Regions from separate parts of the Homo sapiens genome. Here regions 1 and 3 are each linked to region 2. Evidence: chromatin loops called from intact Hi-C (ENCODE). Cell type or tissue: endothelial cell of umbilical vein. All regions are shown on one strand. Links, peaks and the distances in the headings refer to the core of each region. The heading gives the core; the rest is flanking DNA.

The links. Peaks named below come from ENCODE experiments on the same cell type or tissue, not always from the same donor. Only the 100,000 strongest peaks of a DNase experiment are listed, where the experiment ranks them.
Region 1: it touches region 2 in a loop (2.1-fold over the local background); 20 of 110 quality-filtered maps call a loop at or near these places.
Region 3: it touches region 2 in a loop (17-fold over the local background); 20 of 110 quality-filtered maps call a loop at or near these places.

What each region holds. Positions count from the first base shown.
Region 1 is chr6:153,086,866-153,093,661 of GRCh38, forward strand. All of the region lies in intron 1 of RGS17 (regulator of G protein signaling 17), which reads right to left. Among named protein-coding and RNA genes, the nearest start is that of RGS17, 41 kb to the right of the region's middle. In endothelial cell of umbilical vein, for the core only: no CTCF peak of the experiment used is centred there; DNase peaks (open chromatin) are centred at 3,866 and 5,976; H3K27ac peaks cover 3,096 bases.
Region 2 is chr6:153,028,515-153,035,310 of GRCh38, forward strand. The region is part of intron 2 of RGS17 (regulator of G protein signaling 17); the gene reads right to left. Among named protein-coding and RNA genes, the nearest start is that of MTRF1L, 29 kb to the left of the region's middle. In endothelial cell of umbilical vein, for the core only: no CTCF peak of the experiment used is centred there; a DNase peak (open chromatin) is centred at 3,957; H3K27ac peaks cover 427 bases.
Region 3 is chr6:153,104,802-153,111,597 of GRCh38, forward strand. All of the region lies in intron 1 of RGS17 (regulator of G protein signaling 17), which reads right to left. Among named protein-coding and RNA genes, the nearest start is that of RGS17, 23 kb to the right of the region's middle. RefSeq lists an enhancer at 6,573-6,796. In endothelial cell of umbilical vein, for the core only: a CTCF peak has its summit at 3,737 (motif pointing left); a DNase peak (open chromatin) is centred at 3,700.

The DNA.
Region 1 (6,796 bases), core at 1,089-6,088, 58 kb after region 2:
CATGAATTAGTAAGTTGGTAGTATAATTTACACTTTTTTTGGTCTTGTGATCTGATAGTAAAAATCAGTTCATTACATCATCATTGGGTATTTGAATTAAGTAAGTTTTCTCCCATCCTTAAGAAAAATACAAAAGGCCGGGCACAATGGCTCACACCTATAATCCCAGCACTTTGGGAGGCTGAGGCGGGCAGATCACCTAAGGTCAGGAGTTTGAGATCAACCTGGCCAACATGGCGAAACCCCATCTCTACTAAAAATACAAAAATTAGCTGGGCGTGGTGGTGCACGCTTGTAATCCCAGCTACTCAGGAGGGTGAGACAGGAGAATCACTTGGAGGCAGAGGTTGCAGTGAGCCAAGATCGTGCCACTGCACTCCAGCCTGGGCAACAGAGTGAGACTCCGTCTAAAACAAACAAACAAACAAACAGCTAAAAATGTGTACTGGAGATGATGTAGAAAACACAGATATACATAATGATGAAAAATATTTCACAACCTAGGAATAATGCTTAATGTTTGACTATCTATCGAAAGCTATCTATCGAATCTATATCCTCTAATCTTCTATAAAAACAAATACACATACTAGTCAGCTGCAAACACATGCTGCTATCCCAAAGTAAAGAAAAGATAACTCAGGCAGATCTGAGAGCCATGGAAAATCATTTCTAGGCTTTGCAATCTAATGAAGAACTTTCAACATTTGCCCAGTTGGATGTCAGGATTTCTAAGAATCAGTGGCTTTTTTGAGCTTTCCATTTCCCCTTTCTGAAATGTTTATAAGCAGTTATCCTTTGTGTGTCTCACCACTGTATGTTGGGTGTGTAGGAGGCAGATAATGTCTCATCTCTTCAGTCTGCAGTGAAGAGAGAGGATACTTAATGAGCTCTAATTAAGAAACTACCCAAGAAGCCTTCTCCATCCCTGGATCTAATTTCCAGGTGATTATGTAAAGGGAGAAGACTTCTGAGGACCTTGAGATCACCCATAATGATCCCTGCCTTCAAGTATTCCACACCAATGTATAATCCTCTCCCCTTGAATGTGGGTTACATTTACTGACTCACCTCTAAGGAACAGAATAAGACCAAAGTGATGAGATGTTGCTTCCAAGGTTAGGTTATTAAAAGATCATGGCTTCTGTTTTGGGCTCCCTCTCCCTTCCATTCCTCACTTTGTCATTTCATGCCAGGGCACAGGTAGCAAGGAACTGATACAGTCCTTGCTAGAGGACCAACAATCAGGGTGGACTAGGGGTCTCCTGCTAACATCCACGTAAGTGAGTTTGGAAGTGAATTTTTCCCTAGTTGAGCCTTGAGATTACTGTTGCCCACAGCGAACACCTTAATTACAGCTTTGTGAGATGTTCTAAGCCAGAAGCACTCAGGTAAACTGTGCCTCAATTCCTGACCCATAGGAACTGTGAGATAGTATTTATTGGTTTTGCTCCTAAATTTTGGGGCAATTTGTTATATAACAGTAAATAACTAATACAGATGTTGAGTTTGATATAAGACTGAACCCTTATTTTGTTACTCTGATTAAAGATTTCATATGCATTGAACTTGGCCAATTATTCATAAGTTTACAAATAAATGCCTAAATTTAAATAAAGCACATTTTTCTTAAATTGCTTTTTTATTCCCAATATGTCTAATTGTTTCCTTTTTACATGTTTATTTTATAAGCGAGATATTTGGATCTTATAAACTGAGGAAATCATTATTCTTATGTTAGAGTCTTTTATTTTGTTTTCTCAGGTGTCAGTTCTTCAGCTTGTTGGCATCTCTTTCATGGTACTGGTGGTCTTCCTTGTACTCTTCCTGGCATGAGAGATTCCTTATTTGCCCAAGTGCAGATGCTTTTGGTGACTGTGGGGTGCAGAGTGTGGCATACTGGAAGTAACTGTGCAGGTAGCTTATTTTGGGGGTATATCCAAAATAGTTTATCCATTCATATTTCAGATTAGACCTCCCTGAGATAGTACCATGTATTTTTAGCTAGATTCAGTACTTTGGCCTAGGGTAAACACTGCAGCTGTCCGCAGATTATTGTAAGGGAAAAAGAAACGAGTAATATTTCAACTATTTGAAATTGCTCACCTAATGATTTTCCCTGGAACACATCCTACTTTGTGTATTTTGTGACTATGTGTTTGCAGAATCTCAAGAACTGCTCCCACCTATAAAAGGATTTTTTTCAAACACTGTTTGGACTGTGCTTTTTTTCTTATAGTGTGTCTTTTAGGGACGCTTCAAAGTCTCTGATCACAATGGTACACTTTTTTTTTTCTTTCTGCATTATTGGTATGCATGCATTATGAAACACATTTTACAAATGTGCATAGGTATATATGTATATATGTATATATGTATATATATTTATTTCTTATTAAGAGGTTTGAGTAGGGGGAAGTAGACATATGTGGTTTTTGCCAATAGAATCCAATTAATAAAAAACATTTATATTTTTGAAATTAGAACTCTAAGAGTTCATCTAGAAATAGAAATAAGTCCATTTTTGATAAAAATGAAAATAATGGATCTAACCCAACTGTAATGCTGGTGATTAAGCAGTCAAAATGAACAATTAGGAAGTGGTCCAGTCATTTAGTGAATGTTGCTTCTGCCATCAACACATTAAGGAGACATGGTACTTTAGTCTGCGTGTAAGAAAATGATATTTAGAAAATCTAAGTAGATGTGTTCAAAAAGTGTTATTCTGAAGTTGATAAAGACGACTTGGTGATTTTTTTTTTCCTAAGGGAAATTAACCACATTCATGATCTGTTTGGACTTAGTTTTTCTCTGCTATCACTGCATATTTTATAAGCTGTTAAATAAATAAATCTGGTAATAGTTTAACTGACTGTAGAGAAAAGATAAAGATGCATTAAGTTTTTTAAAAAACACCTATACCTGTATATGTAATATAAGTATATATAATTTTAAAAATTATTTTGTAACTTTTATAGCATGCTGGTTAATATGTCTAGATTAAGTCTACCAAATGTGTTATGAATATTTTTTTCCACATAAAAGATAAACTGTTAATAAATCTTTTCCAGGCATCAGTGTCTAGTCCACATAATCATTAGCAGACAACTCCCTTGGCAGCAGCATCTTACTCTTGATTAACTGCTTCTCTTAGATTAACTGAAGGATTGAACAGTGTATGAATAATCATTTTTTATTCCCAGTTTAAATTTTCCTTTTCATAACTGCTATCTGCTGTATGATGTTAAGGAAACCGATCAGTTTAGCTAAGATAAAAATTATTATCAATTTATGAAAAAGGAAAAGTTGGGAAACTGGTAACTTCTTGGTTACTGAAGGTGTTTGCTTCTAAAACAGGTAGAGGTAAAAATATAATACCCGACTCTCTTAACTGTGGTTTGGCTTTCTGTGGTTTTAGTTACTCAAGGTCAACTATGGTCCAAAAATATTAAATCGAAAATTCCAGGCCCGGCATGGTGGCTCACATCTGTAATTCAAGGACTTCAGGAGGCCGAGGCAGTAGGATCTGCTGGGCCCAGGAGTTTGACAACAGCCTGGGCAATAGTGAAACCTCATCTCTACTGAAAAAAAAAAAAAAAAAAAAGTAGCCAGCCGTGGTGGCACACCCCTGTAGTTCCAGCTACTCAGGAGACTGAGGCAGGAGGATCACTTGAACCCAGGAATTGGAGGCTGCAGGGCTGCAGTGAGCTATGATTGAGCCACTACACTCCAGCCTGGGCAACGAAATGAGGCCTTGTCACAAAAAAAAAGGAAAGAAAATTGCAGAAATAAACAATGCATAAGATTGAAATTGTGCACTGTTCTGAGCAGCATGATTAAGTCTCACGCTGTCTCCAGCCCAGGATGTGAATCATCCCTTTGTCCAGCGTGTCCATGCTGTATATGCTACCTTCCATCAGTCACAGCTGTTTCAGTAATCAGATTGAAAAAACACAGCACATACAGGGTTCAGTAAAAAAACATAGTATATATATATAGGGTTCTGTGGTTTCAGGTGTCCACAGGGGTCTTGGAACTAATCCCCTGAGGATAAAGGGACTACTGTACACATTTTCCTCTGGTGGCTTATGCCCTACAATAAGAACATTTAACAAAGTAAGACCATTTAACAAAACAATTTAAAAATAATAAATCAATGATTTAGGCAAGGATGAAAATATTCATAAATACCAAGTAATGTAAACATTTATATATATTTTAAAGAAAATTTTGGAATTTGCATTTCCTTAATTATATAGCCAGAAAGTTACAAGGGAAAAAGAATTTGGTTTAGAAATAGCATGAACCTGGGATAGATTCCCACTCATTAATCTTACTTCAGAATGATATTCACATGTTGTTGCTGCCTAGGAAAACAATCTAAAGGCACAAGTGATTCTAAAATACACTCCCCTGGTTTCCTGAGATGTTGCATTCCACTCTTGAACATGAAGATAATGGCTAGTTTGGAGAACCATCTCAAATGATTTTGCCAAGTGTAAACACATGAATATTTTTAAGAAAATGTCTTCATTAATGGCTGTTGAGCTAAAATCTCCATAACTACATATTATGCAAAGATATGACACTTAACATCCATACTTTACAGATTTTTTTTTTTTTTTGAGACGGAGTCTCACTCTGTCACACAGGCTGGAGTACACAGGCTCTGTCACACAGGCTCTGTCACACAGGATTGCACACAGGTGCAATCTTGGCTCACTGCAAACTCTGTCTCCTGGGTTCAAGCAATTCTCCTGCCTCAGCCTCCTGAGCAGCTGAGGTTACAGATGTGTGCCACTACACATGGCTAATTTTTGTATTTTTAGTAGAGACGGGGTTTCTCCATGTTACCCAGGCTGGTCTCGGACTCTTGACCTCAAGTGATCTGCCCGCCTTGGCCTCCCAAAGTGCTAGGATTACAGGCAGGAGCCACCATGCCCAGCCGGCATACTTCAAAGATTGTAATAAAAGTACTTGACCTTAAAACATTGTTTCCATTTAATCATATTCTGTAAATCTGGGGAAATGAAAAACAAGAATCTCAATTTTTAATCAATATTTGACCAGACACATCTTTAGATCAAGCCACGAGCTTTTTAGATAAAACAGAAAAAAATTCCCACCTTTGGGAAAACTAGTAGAAATGCGATGTCCAGATTCAGCTGGATATATCTCAAGATCGATATTTACCACTATATTTATTACTACCTGAAACTCTTAAGCCAATCATTAAAAAAATTCCAAAAGATTACTGGACTTACTCTTTGAATTTTTGTCTTTTAAAAATATAGACATAATTCAGCTTATTTAAACCCACCTACACAAGTCCTGTGTTCAAATTTTACGGGGCATAGAACCGTTCACTTTGGGTACTTCTTTGCCTGTATAAAATGCTGTCATGTTGATATATCTAAACACCAAGGTACAAATTTAACTATACGATTTTGAAGGAAGCAGTTGAAGACTCAGGTAACACTGCTTTAGGACAAGTCAAAAGAGAGTTTGCTGTTTGGCTTTTGACACTGAAGTTTCTTACCAATATGTTTCATGAAGCTCTCTCTAGGAAACTACAGTATTTTGGTATCAGTTCTCTAAAGCAACTGCCTGTGAGTTAATGTGGTTGTTTTGTCACAGCGTGCCTTTTGTCTCCACCCGCCTCCAGTCCCATCTTTACTCATTCTGCCTTTTGGATAAAACATGTACAATTATATATGGCTTGGTGCGGAATGGGCTTGGGATGCCACAAAACTAAAGTGGCACACTTAAAAAATACCTCTCAGCTACAGAGTCAAATAAGACTTGGAAATGCTAGAGGTCAGAACATTGCTCACAAATTATCCTGGTTCAATTTAGCCTGTGAATGTTTTGGAATTATACAAACAGTGTCTGATGACTCATATAACTTGTAACTTAAGTGCGTTTTGCTGTTGTGCATCCTTTTAGTCCAGCTACCCCCTAAGGAACAAAGTGTTACAGAAGCAGTTATGGTTTCAATTTCCCTCTATGATTCGCTTTCATTTGAAAACCAGTGAAAGGTGGGGGGAAATGGACTGACTAACTCCTGACACTACCAGGGCTTCAGATTACTCAATTTCCACGCTTCCTCTATCAGGGGAGAGAGTCCTAACAAAGACTAAAAATAACTTAAAGAAACCAAAAAACATAAAGATGCTACTTAGGAAATATTATTATCAAGAATTAATTAGTCTGCCAACCAAGTATTATGTACTTGAAACATTCTTTTATTTTTTAAGATATCATACATCTAGTGTCTCATTTGATTCTAATTTTGAATAGTCATTAATACAATAGAGGTTTGCATTAATAGCTATTTAATGGCTATGAAAACAGTGGCTATTGTGTGAATGGCTATAAAAACAATGGCTCTTTTTATGGTGCGTTCATGCTATCTACAGGCAGATGAACTGCATTTTAGATTATCAATCTGATCTGATTTTCTCTGTATCTCTGAAACTCATGGTTCTCCAAGGATGACTTCTCACTGGTACCCAGTGTGGTGAACCTTTTTGTAAGTCAATGCAATATTTGCGACTATAGTCTTGGTTTGGTTCATCTTTCTTTTTTCCACTAGGAAAATGTTCACTTTATCTTCCACAATCTTCCACAAGCTTCTTCAGTACCAGGCAAGGGACTCAACTCCTGATTATGATCATTTCTTGCCTTACTTTAAGGATGAGGACTAAACAAGGGAAAAAGTGGTGAGAATACTGGAATACATTTCGGGCAAGGTTCCTAAGGGGGAGGATAAATCGTACACACACTTTACAGAATC
Region 2 (6,796 bases), core at 1,239-6,238:
TAAGTATTTTAGAGGAGATTCATGAATGAGTAAGAAAGTTCTTCTCTGGAATTTGATGTATTTCCAGTCATGATGGGAAAAGTGGATGGGGGGGGATACACTGCTGACAATATTCTGTAAAACTTCCTGTATATATAAAATGTACAATTTTTTGGTAAATTCTATTCAGCTCTTTTTAAAATAGGAAATTGATACTCATTCTGTCAACCTTTATTGAGCTTCTATGTGTGTGTGCAAACACATATTAAGGCACTATAACACAACTAGCAAAAGAGCTTTCATCCCCTGCTTAAATAATAAACTCCTTGAGTTTATTTTTATTACATTTCCACACAGTGTTCTACAGAAGGCAGTACACATGACGCAGGTATACTTCATTTCATTAAACATCTTTGAGAAATTTTTTTCTCCGTTGTGCCTTTGCCGTAGAGTGACAAATCTGGAGTCTACAGGCATGAATCACGAGTTTCTGAACATGAATTCTGGCTCTTCTATCTGTTTCTGTGATATTTACAAACATCCCAAATGCTACCATATTAGAGCGATCATTACGAAATATTAGGTTGAGTTTACATCTTTCTTTTCTACAGGTGGTAAAATATGGACACACATTTGGACTAAAACTACTTACAACAGACATTCAGTAAATGTTTAACTATTCACTGTGCAGCTCTTGATCTACTATTGGCCACAGTCTTGCCCTGTAGAAATTGAACTTTGGCAACAGACAAATTGTCCTTTTTATTAACTGTCCTTTACTACCGGTCTTAAAAAATGGGTTTCAAGGTTTCAGTTATCAAGAACTGCTGAAAATACCATTTTAAGTTAAAGAGAAATGGAGAAAATAGACAAGGGATTAATACTTAACAGTTTGTCTGTCTTGATATTGACTAATGTCTGTCCTACCTGGTCCTGCTCCAAGTAGTGCATTGTTGTTGTTGTTTTTATTAATTCACTGGAAATATTTGCTCTAGACCAACTTATATATGTTATATGTGTTTGAGGAAAGCCCTAAAAGGAAAATACCAGATCAACAGTTTTGAGGGTCCCATAGAGACACTTTTTTTTTTCTTTTTCTTTTTCTTTTTTTTTTTAAGACGGAGTGTTGCTCTGTTGCCCAGGCTGGAGTGCAATGGCATGATCTCAGCTCACTGCAAGCTCCGCCTCCCGGGTTCAAGTGATTCTCCTGCCTCAGCTTCCTGAGTAGCTGGGATTACAGGCACCCGCCACCATGCCCAGCTAATTTTTGTATTTTTAGTAGAGACAGGGTTTCACCATGTTGGTCAGGCTGGTCTTGAACTCCTGACCTTGTGATCCACCCACTTTGGCCTCCCAAAATGCTGGGATTACATGTCTTGTTTTTTCTTTTTAGCCCATATCTCTCCAAGAAGAGACACTCCCCCACTGACTTTTATGTATGTAACATTTAAAACTAACATTTCTACTTTTTAAGCAATAAAAGCCACAAAGAGAACTAAACACATACACAGTGCTCACTGTGAGGGTCTTGATCAAACCTTAAATACTTTATGGAAGAAAAGTGCCAATATCCTTGGCCAAATATACTAAAATAAGCATTTAAAATCCCATTAGAGATTTTCTAAATAGTGACTTTGAAAAGGGAGGAAAAATACTTGTGACATTTGAGAACTTAAGAAAATGTGCCCCCTCTCTATGGGGGTGGATTGTTTGTTTACAGGGGAGTGTGGACAGTGGAGTGAGAAAAAACATTACCTGCTGCCAATTATACAGTTTATCTACTGATCTGTCATCATGGATATGCGCAGGGTCTATTTTGGAAGACACTCTTCTATTGTAAGGAAAACAATTGGTTCTTAAGAAAAACTGTTAAAATGGTTGCAAAGAAGATAAAACTTACCAGTAGCCATGGTAACTCTGGGATAGAGGCTGGTCAGGAAAGCACATATATTTACAGAAAAATTAAACTGAAGAATCAATAAGATGCCTAAATTTAATACAGTGTGACATCAAGGCTCCAAGAGAGAACTACTGTCACTGGTAAAAGCAGTCTATTCAATATTGAAATAGTCTCACATTGTGATATCAATCTTTTCTTTTTATTTAACAGCTTCTACCTCAAAGTTCCTGGTGCAAAAATGAAATCAACATCCTTCAGGCTCTGAAAATGAATTGGTAGATTATTCTTTAAATACTTCATTTTCAGCATTCAAGATATCACAGTAAATACTAGAGGAGTTAGCAATACTTTAGTAATGTGTATGAAACACTGGTTCATGCAACATTCCCTGGTTGGACATAAAAGGTGAATAAGACAAAGGCTCTGCTACTGAGGAGCTCAGACGGGTAAATAAACATCACATGGCATTGTGATAAGAACTCGGACAGAACTGTGCATATGGGGTTTCTTAGACACCCTTGATGGTACCTGTGCTTTTGCATAAGAGAATTGAGAAAGGCTTCACAGAAGACGTAAAGATTAAATTGGGTTGAAAATGGGCAGTTGTTTGCCAGATGGAGACCTGGAAAAAGGGGATCTCATTCAGAGTGGGGATAAAATCATGCAGGGGCACAATACAAATGTAGAACAGAATGGACATATCAGATGTTGCAGGGCTGGAGCAGGAGAATAAAACAGGCAGCAAAGTATGTGTTATCCAAGAAAATGATGAGGTGGACTCCAAATGTAGAATATACCTCCTTTAGGATGGTTTAAGCTTTCCATGCTTTGTTTTCACCATTCATAATGGGGATAATGGCAATGAACTACTTCACAAGGATGTAAAACAAAAAATAAAAGCTTGTGACAAAAAGGCCCATTATTACAGATGCTTAGTTGAATGGAAGGGCAAGTTGGTTGCATATTAAAATTCCAATTCCAAGTTTACCAAAGAGCTTTTTATTTCCACCTGAGTAAATAGAGACTTCTCCTTTGTCATTATTACACAACACTTCCTCATCCATTACCTTGTCACTTCCTCCTCACAATAGTCCTTGAAGGTAAGCAGCAGAGTTGTTATTAGTCATTCTTGTTTTATTTACAAGGAAACAGTTATTGGGGTTGACTTACACAATACCCACAACTCAAAATTATTAGAACTAGGATTGGAATTCCCATCTTCTGACTTCCTGTCTCAGGCTCATTTTCACTCTGCAATGCCATTTCTCTTTACATAGAAGAGTTAATTGTGGTATTGCAAGTGTTTACACAAGTGATTTTTCTTAAGGTTTGGAAAAATAAACCTCCTAGTACAATCCAGTACATTGAGTATAAATGCCCTCTCTAAGTATCATCCCACAGCTATCACTCCATAGGAGCTGTTGCCCAGAGGTCTGAGTTTGCAGTAGAATTTGATGAAGAGTAACTTCTCAATTCCCTGGAATTTGAGATGAACAAAAAGGAGTTGTTATAGAAGGTTTTGACAGCAAAGTGTGAAAGAGGAAGGACAAAAGTAACACCGTTAATGACTGCAGACGGTGTTGCTATGGCTGAGGAGGGCCATCCTGGGAAGTATGACTTTCTTCCATTAGCAAAGATAACTTCAGGACAGGGCAACAAGGAAAGGAGAATAGAACTGATGTTTCACTTACAAAAGACTACCCACCCCCCAAAAAAACTAAAACCCCAAACCAAAAAGACACCAGAAGATGGGCTGGTAACCACATAATATACAACATTTCAGACACATAGAAACTCAATGTTAAACCTATGATTTGAACTTCACCTCTTTCATTTCTACATTTTTATAATAGAGTATGGTTTTGAGTGGGGTGTGTGGGGATGGGAACAGTGGTTAGAAATTTGTGTCTGGAAATGTTATAAAACACCTGCCTAAAAATACCCCATGTTGCCCCTCTAAAGGCTCACTCCACATTTTGTAATCATGTGCCGTGTGTCATGAAACAAGTATTTCATTTGGCTTAAGCTTTTGTTTCATGAACTTAAACTCAAGTAAAATAATCAGCTATCAAATATCTGTCCACTAGATGGCTGTGTTACCTTTATAAATACAATATTTTAACCAAGTCAGAATAAAGGAAAAACTGAAAAAAAGTTTCTGCGGGTAAATACCCTTATTTGAAAAAAAAAAAAAAAGTCTATTCATTCTCTTAAGGAGTTTTGATAATTATATCTTTCTAAGGAATCTAAAAGGAGTCATTCAGTTTTTCGGTGAGTGTAATAATCAAACTCGAAGAGGATAAACTTAATCTTGGGAGGTTTGCATAACTGCAACCATTTTTCCTTTTTGGTATTTACAAAATATTCTGAATAGATCCCGGCCCAAAGTCATTTGATTTGGGAATACTTTAGTCTTAAAAACAGGCAGGCATACTGTTATTAACATTGTCATTATCGTTTCCGATAAGAAGTCGTTTTGCATTCCACCGTCTCATGCTGGGATAATACAGAACTTAGGTCATACATTCTTAGAACAAATAAATTAGAAAAGGGTTTTAACTACCAATAGGTAGGAAATATTTTTAATTTACAATATTTTAAAAGAGCCATCCTGAGAATGGATTCTCCACACTATTTCAATTTCTGTTTGGGTGGTACGTGAACATTCATTTCTTCTTTTGACCCATGGAAACTGAAGACAAATTTCTTCATTCTCTGATTCTCTCTCTCAGTTGCCAATTTCTTTCTATATACGCATCTGTTTGAAAAGATGGGTATCAAAAATTCCATCTTTTTATCTATATTCAATTTTCATTTGAAACCCCAAGGCCTGGATTTCCTTCATGGACATATTGATTTGATTTGGAATGCCAACTTCATTTACCAAGTAATTACATGGTGAAAATAGAAATCTACACGGTACGTTTATGTTCAGTTAGATGACCAAAGCTTCTTATTTAGCATAAACAGAGTTTATTTTTCCTTAAAATTAAGAGAATTACAGGTCTGAATACAAAGATATACTTTACATAATACACGCCAGGCCAAGCATGGTGGCTCATGCTTGTAATCCCAGCACTTTGGGAGGCCAAGGTGGGCAGATCGCCTGAGCTCAGGAGTTCGAGACCACCCTGGGTAACATGGTGAAACCCTGTCTCTACTAAAATACAAAAAATTAGTCAGGCATAGTGGCGTGCGCCTGTAGCCCCAGCTACTCAGGAGGCTGAGGCACAGAAATCGCTTGAGCCCCAGAGGTGGAGGTTGCAGTGAGCTGAGATGGCACCACTGCACTCCAGCTTGGGCTACAGAGTGAGACTTCATCTCAAAATAAATAAATAAATAAATAAAAATAAAATAAAAATAAAAAATACATGCCAATCATCAGAATCTTCTATACCTCAGTTCTCACGTTGATTAAAATCCTATTTTAAGCTATTCCTTCAACCCACTGTAATTTTACCTATAATTTATAACTAAGTGAATGCCTTAATGGGAAAGCAAATATCTTAGATGTGAAAAGGCCAAATGGACTTCTATTTAGTTAGGAGCAATAATAGTGTGACTGTTATTAAAATGGCATGCGATCATTTGTGTCAAGTGCATTAATTCAATTGGAGCTCCAGTTTCTGACTTTAGAAGGCTGGGTCCCTATCATAAAAAGGAGAGTGAAAAAGTTAAAACCCTGTTAGTGAATATTCAGAAATATATCTGATAGCTGGCAGGACTGCTCATTCATCTACCCATTCATCCTTTCCCTCGCATTTTCCAGTTAGTGTGTGTGTGTGAATACGTATGGGATGAATGTGCGGGGCTTCCTTGAGAACAGACACCATGGAAGACAACAATCTTGATCTGTAGAGAAACAAAACCCTGCTATATAAAAGTTACAACACTCTGGGAATCCTGCAGCTGTGCAGTGCATGCTCCAGGGCTGCTCTGACGTATACCTGTGCCGATTAATGTGAGGGCTGGGAAGCGCGAAGTGATACAGACTGAAGAAACAGCATCCGCTACCTTAACTGACAACATGCAAACAGAACCTTGCCAAGCCTGCAATAGCCAGATCCTACACAGTCTGGTAAATTCCTCTGGGCCTGAGACTTGTAAAGGGACAGAAATAATACCTATCAATAAAGGATTACGCAGGGATTTGTGTACATGACTAATCGCATTTTACTGAGGAAGAAACCGAGGCTCAGAGGTAGTAAGTAACTTGCCAAAGGTTTCATAGTTACATGTGATAAAACTGGAATGTACTCAGGTCTGTAAAATTCCAGTGCCATGGGTCTTTCCTTATCCCATACAGCCTCTTGAAAGTCAGCTTTCCGAGGAAGACATGCCATTAGAATTTGCGTGTAATTGTCAAATATGGCAAGACTACCTCTAGAACGAAACACATGAAGTTACTGTTCCACTATTACGATGGAATTGGCAGTTAAATGGCTCTGTACTTTTAAATAATCTATATTGCTTTGGCTGCGAGCGGCGGCTGATGCCTATAATCCCAACAATTTGGGAGGCTGAGGCAGGCAGATCACTTGAGGTCAGGAGTTTGAGACTAGCCTGGCCAACATGGTGAAACCCTGTCTCCACTAAAAATACAAAAAAAAATTAGCCAGGTGTGGTGGTGCATGCCTGCAGTCCCAGCTACTCGGGAGGCTGAGGCAAGAGAATTGCTTGAACCTGGCAGGCAGAGGTTGCAGTGGGCCAAGATCGCACCACTGCACTGCAGCCTGGGTGACAGAGCAAGACTCTCTCACAAAAAAAAAAAAGTATATTGCTTTATACACAAAGTGTCAGTGACAGAAATTTGTGTTTCACTTAGGAACAGATATTCCCATGCAAAAAGATGTACATTAATATGTAACATATTAATGTCTGAAACAAAGATATGGACTTTATAGCATTTATACATGC
Region 3 (6,796 bases), core at 957-5,956, 76 kb after region 2:
TACAGAGCGAGACTCTTGTCTCAAAAAAAAAAAAAAGAAAAGAAAAGGAAGGCACCCCTGAAAAGGTTACATCTGAGAAAGAAAAAGGAGATAAGAAAGTGAGCTACATGGATATCTGGGGGAGGAACATTTCAGGCAGGAGGAAGGAAAATGGCCTGGTTGTGAATGTCCTGGCTCATTATTGCATGAACAGCTGAGAGGCTGGATGGCCAGAGCAGAATCAGAAAGGAAGAGCCTGGAAGGTGATCAGTACCAAAGGCATGGGGGTGGACAGACAGATCACACTGGGCCTTGAGGGCCAATGTAAGGACTTTGGGATTTACACAGAACTAAATGATGACCTTAGGGACAGCAGCCTCATGGAATTCAGAACCCAGTCAGGTTCAATAACTCTGTCCTAGGCATCCCAAATACGTCTACTTCATCGTCCAATTTAATCTCAGGCTACCTGCCATGTAGTTGTTGTTCTGTCTACCTTGTTGCTGTGCTATAAACTGTGGCTTATTCTAGAGAGGGTTGACAGCTCCATGGACAGCTAACAAATAAATATTTATTAAGGACCTATTATCTGTGCTGGGCATTTAGAAAAGCGCCTACCGCATCCTGCTGCCACCCCGGGCTCAGCCTCCTACCAAAAATAAAATAAAATAAAAAATAAAAAGATGATTTAGTTGCCACTCACAATGAGCTTATAACTTAGCTGTGAAATCATGAAGGTCTATACCAAGTGTTCGCTGCTGGAGAGGCAAGCTCAGAATTATGATCATGCCAGGAGTAGCCAGAGACAGTTTAATTTAAAAAAATGCTTGAGGTGAGGTCTGGCAGCAGTATGTAAGGTGAAGTCTTCCAAGTGGATGAAGGCAGGTAAAACATCTCATCCAGAGGTGACAGCATGGACAAAAACAAGGAGGCCTAAATAGCATGGCTTACTTTTTAAAGATTCATTCATTCATCAGTGTGGCTGAGGCATAAGGTGTCTGAGAGGTGGTGGCAGCCAAGGACAGACAGGCAGAAGGAATCAGGGGAGGAGCCATGCAAAAATCTCTAGATTTCATTCTGTAGGTAATGGGGAGGCACTGAATGCTTTCAGACTGTAGTGTGGCATCAGGAGTCTCATGTGAACACTTTGGCACCTGCATGGAAGAGAAGTGGAGCGAAATGGCAATGGAGGCAGGGAGGCTGCCACAACAGTCCAGGCAAGAGGATGATGGGAACTGGGAGAGCAGAAACGGAGAAACAGAACAGAGGTAAGGAGTCCTGAAGAGGTAGACTGAGCCCTGGTTATGGATAGTTTACATATGGGTGTAACTGAGAAGGGGGTCAAGGTCGACTCCTGGGGACTGTGTAGAAGCCACCCTTTGGTAAGAGTATGAGAAGGAAAGGGGTTACTCATAGAGAAGACAGGAATGCACATGTCACGTTCTGATGCAGGCAGTTTCAATGGAAGCGGACGTCACTATGAGGTGGCCAGGCAAGGAATCATAAAGGCCTCAGGACTTTACCTTAGACCTTAAAGGATGGTTGGGACTTAGAAAAGTGAAGGGAAGCATGCACAGCATTTCAGGCTGAAAACAGCTGAGGAAAGGCACACAGAAGTGGCAAAAGAGAAACAATTTTCTGGGGTAAGTATATGGGATTTTGCAAGCAGGAGAGGGTAGAAGAAAAGGGATGAAGAGGCTGGCCCTTGAATGGTTTGGGGTTTACATTCAGGACTTTTTTTTTTTCAGGAAGGGAGAATTCACTAAGTTCACTGTTTTGTAAGGCAACTGCTTTCACTGTTGATCAACAATCCTGGAGAGTAATGGTAGCCATCATAAACATGCCAATGACATTAATTCATAGTAATTATATATACATAGACATGGAGTTTCCCTCTTGTTGCCCAAGCTGGAGTGCAATGGTGCGATTTCAGCTCATTACAACCTCCACCTCCCGGTTTCAAGCAATTCTCCTGCCTCAGCCTCCTGAGTAGCTGAGAATACAGGCACACCCAGCTAATTTTTTGTATTTTTAGTAGAAATGCGGTTTCACCATGTTAGCCAGGCTGGTCTTGAACTCTTGACCTCAGGTGATCTGCCCACCTCGGCCTCCCAAAGTACTGGGATTATAGGCGTCAGCCACCGTGCCTGGCTGTATGTATAATTCTCTGTCATACTAGGATTCACAGAGTTCTACAGCCAGAGCTAGAACTCATTTCTCTTGATGGCATCTCTGGATTAAAATAATATTTTAGTAGTTTGGTATTCATAAGCCGGGCATGGTGGCTCACGCCTGTAATCCCAGCACTTTGGGAGGCCGAAGAGGGTTAATCACCTGAGGTCAGAAGTTCAAGACCAGCCTGGTCAACATGGTGAAACCCCATCTCTACTCAATAAACAAAAATTAGCCGGGCATGGTGGTGGGCGCCTGTAATCCTAGCTACTCGGGAGGCTGAGGCAGGAGAATCGCTTGAACCCGGGAGGTGGAGCTTGCAGTGAGCCGAGATCGCGCCATTGCACTCCAGCCTGGGCAATAACAGTGAAAATTTTGTCTCAAAAGAAAAGTAGTTTGGTATTCATAATCACTGGCACCATGTTCTCTCCAAACACCTAATATTGTAGTTATGTCTGAAATGTCAAAAACAAGTTTAATACAAATTTAACAATACTTTATTTAAATATTTTATTTCATCTTGAAGCCTTTAGCTGTTTTTATAAGTTAAACCAAATAAATTCTGTAATGAATGTTTTATGCTGTTTGTAAAAAAAAAATTCAAGTACAAAATCAACTTCTTAAAGCCTATATTATATTATCTATTATATTGGGGACTATGGTAATGAAATTTTAACTCCACCCAAACACACAACTTAAAAAAAATAATATTTAAAAGTCTTAGCTGTAAAAATATCACTTGCTCTGTTTCACCTGAAATCGTTGCAAGTGTTGGTTGGGTACCTGCTACGTCTTCTCCACATCTATCATTTCAAAACAAATAAAACACCAACAGGTGCATTAGCTATCATTACATATTTTCCTGGAATACATTCAGATTCTTTTCTTTCATTTTCCCTTAGCAGCAATCAAATCCCTAACAGCTCTTGATAATTTCTCATTTCTTGCTTCAGTGCCATTCTTGAAAACAAAGCCATCCGTTATTGTGTATATGTCATTTAAAAAAATCACAGGTAAAAGGGGAGCTCAGATTGCTCCAAATGAGTGCTTTCAGGAAATAGTGCTTCTCCTATGATATGATTGGAAACCCTGAGTTCATGTCAGTTATGGGGCAATCTCCAAAATATCCATCCTCTCCCGTCCCCCAAAAAGTGCCACCTCCTTTTTTGTTATTTGAGGCTGCTTCTGCTCTTCATTCATTTCATTCCCATTCTGGCTGAGCACATTATACAGCCTCCGTACATAATTTTCCCAAAAGTTTAGACAAAATAAAATTGCTGCATTCCATCTTATCACCTAATATGCATCTGAGGAACATATTCCTTTAGGTTTTCTATCTCCATTAAATGTGATCTAAATGTTCTGGTATATCTCAAAATTCTTCTGCTTCAGTTAATTATGCTCTAAATTCTCAGAAATGTACCTCAGAATACTAGGAAACAAGTTTGGCAGGCAAATGGCAGAAATGGCACAGGGATGAAGATGAAACAGGCATTCATTCCTGGGAAATTCCTGGAGGGAAGTCAGATTTCCAGCCTGAGAAAAAATAAGCTCACTTCTCCCCCTTGTGCCCAGAACTTCAGATGCTATGAGCCATATATTTCCTTGAATGAGAGAAGGCAAGAGGGTGGAATCTCCTTCTTTTGACCTCTCATTCCAACATTTCTATACTGCAATTAATACATTTGTAGTAGTACAATATATTGGTTTGAAACAGACTGATGTCAGTTTTTAAAACAATTAAGGTGTAGAAAATTCCCCTACATTCCAATCTGATACAGCCACTACGCCTCTGGTACCCCTTCACTTAGCCTTATGTATTTGTACCTAATTAATGTATGAATGCAAGAGTGTGCATGTGTGTGTTTGCGTGTAGACAGACAGATCAATCTTTATAGCCTTGCTCTACAAAGGAGTCCAAATGGAGCTCTATGAACCAATTAAAAAAACCTCAAAGACCAAGTATAGCCATCTCATGGGGGCAGGCATTTTTGTCTGTTTTGTTCCCTAGTCAATCTGCATCTCTCAGAACAGTGCTAGCACATAGTGGGTGCTCAGTAAGTAATTTGTTTAATCAAAATCACTTACTCCTCTTTCCCAGACTATTTCTATAAAAGCCAAATGCAATCAAACATTAGAAACAAGCAAATAAACGATAATACAGGAAGTAAATGTAGTTTCTTACTCCATGGTTTGAAAAATCTGCAGCTAAACGCCATTTTTTTTTCATTTTTATTATTTCAACTTCAATTTCCTGTTTATCCCCTTCTTTTGAATGACAGTTCACTGTTCTGCCTTCACATAAGAGACGAGTGTATATTAAAATCTACCTTATTTCACATTTGCATTCCAAAGGGTACTTTGCCAATGAGTTTATGAGGCAATTATTTTTCCTTTAAATGTTCATTTCCATTTTTTAAGAGTATCTTCTTACTTGGTCAATTGCACACAGGCAACATTCACTAGATTGGACATCCTCTTGTGGAACAATCTAACAAATTATAGTCAGGAAAGTCTTTGCTTACTTGTGTGTTTGTTTTAGCAGCCGCACATTTGGTTAATGGACTAAGTAATACAGACAATATCACGATCAAACCTCCTCTTTCAGCATGGAAGGAAAATTAGATTGTATTTTAATCTGTCCTTTGCAAAGCTGTAAATACTTTTTATCATTTCAGATGCTTCAAGTAAAGCCATTAGAAAAAAACAATTTGTAACATTTGTCTCACAACATCTTTCTTCTGGTTAGGAGTTAAAATATTAGAGATAAGGAGATGAGGAAAAAAAGGACCCATGGACTTGGAGAGTGTCAGGGTGCCATTTAAACTTATCATGCTATATGAGTCTAAAACCTTTTGCTTGTCCGGAACCTTGGGGAAATTCCACTATCTCTAAACTGCAAACTTGCCCCCTGGGGCCCTGAGGCAAAGCCCAACATGGTGCCTGAATAATCAAAATTTCTTCCAAACATGAGATCTAACCTAAAAAACATACAAATAGATAAACAAATGAATCCATAAAAATGATATACTGTTTCCTAATATTTGTTTTTACTTTGATATGGAAACATTTTAAATTTCTCAAGAATGAATACAATTGATATTCTAGGAAATACCATGGTATTTTTCCTGACCCTTCTCCATTGATAATTTTGCTTTTCACGGCCAAGAAGCTCCATAGACCCAAAATCAGTGTCAAGAGAGTTTTGTTTGGTTCTACTACCCACCTCAGGCTGCTGTTAAGTTTCCTCTAGTTACTCTTCTCCTCTCCGTAGTTCTTTTAAACAACGAGTCCACATTCAAAGAGATGTTTGGCTCACTTCCTAGTCTATCTCCAGTCTTTCCTTTCCTGGTTCTAGTTTCCTCTTCAATTCTGATGAGCTTCTCTCTACCAGCACCTCTGCTTTTACATTTGTATGTCAGCAACTTGCTTTATACTTTAGGCAATTTTGATGGACTCTTTACTGCCAACATACACACACACACACACACACACACACACACACTTCAATATAATAAGGGTTTTGTTTTTAGCTACCAGGAAGGGTCATAAAAGGATGCATTGACTAATGACTCTTAGAAAGAACCCTGCGACATTATTAATGCAATAATAGCACAGATAGTCTCCAAAATTTAAATGGGCACTATATTAGTCTGTTTTCACACTGCTATAAAGAAATACCTGGTGGCTGGCAAGATGGCCAAATAGGAACAGCTCCAGTCTGCAGGTCACAGTGAGATCAACGCAGAAGGCAGGTGATTTCTGCATTTCCAACTGAGGTACCCAGCTCATCTCATTGCGACTGCTTAGACAGTGGGTGCAGCCCACAGAGGGCGAGCCGAAGCAGGATAGGGCATCGTCTCACCAGGGAAGCGCAAGCGGTTGGGGAACTCCCTCCCCTAGCCAAGGGAAACCATGAGGAAATGTGCTGTGAGGAATGGTGCACTCCGGCCTAGGTACTACACTTTTCCCACGGTCTTCACAACCCGCAGACCAGGAGATTCCCTCAGGTGCCTACACCACCAGGGCCCTGGGTTTCGAGCACAAAACTGGGCAGCCATTTGGGCAGACACCAAGCTAGCTGCAGGAGTGTTTTTTTTTTTCATACCCCAGCAGTGCCTGGAATGCCAGTGAGACAGAACTGTTCACTCCCCTGGAAAGGGGGCTGAAGCCAGGGAGCCAAGTGGTCTAGCTCAGCGGATCCCACCCCCACGGAGCCCAGCAAGCTAAGCTCCACTGGCTTGAAATTCTTGCTGCCGGCACAGCAGTCTGAACTTGCTGGGATGCTCGAGCTTAGTCGGGGGAGGGGCGTCCGCCATTACTGAGGCTTGAGTAGGCAGTTTTCCCCTCACAGTCTAAACAAAGCCGCCAGGAAGTTCAAACTGGGCTGACCCCACCACAGCTCTGCCAGGCCGCTGTAGCCAGACTGCCTCTCTAGATTCCTCCACTCTGGGCAGGGCATCTCTGAAAGAAAGGCAGCAGCCCCAGTCAGGGGCTTATAGATAAAGCTCCCATGTCCCTGGGACAGAGCACCTGGGGGAAGGGGTGGCTGTGGGTGCAGCTTCAGCAGATTTAAATGTTCCTGCCTGCCAGCTCTGAAGAGAGCAGCAGATCTTCCAGCACAGCACTTGAGCTCTGCTAAGGG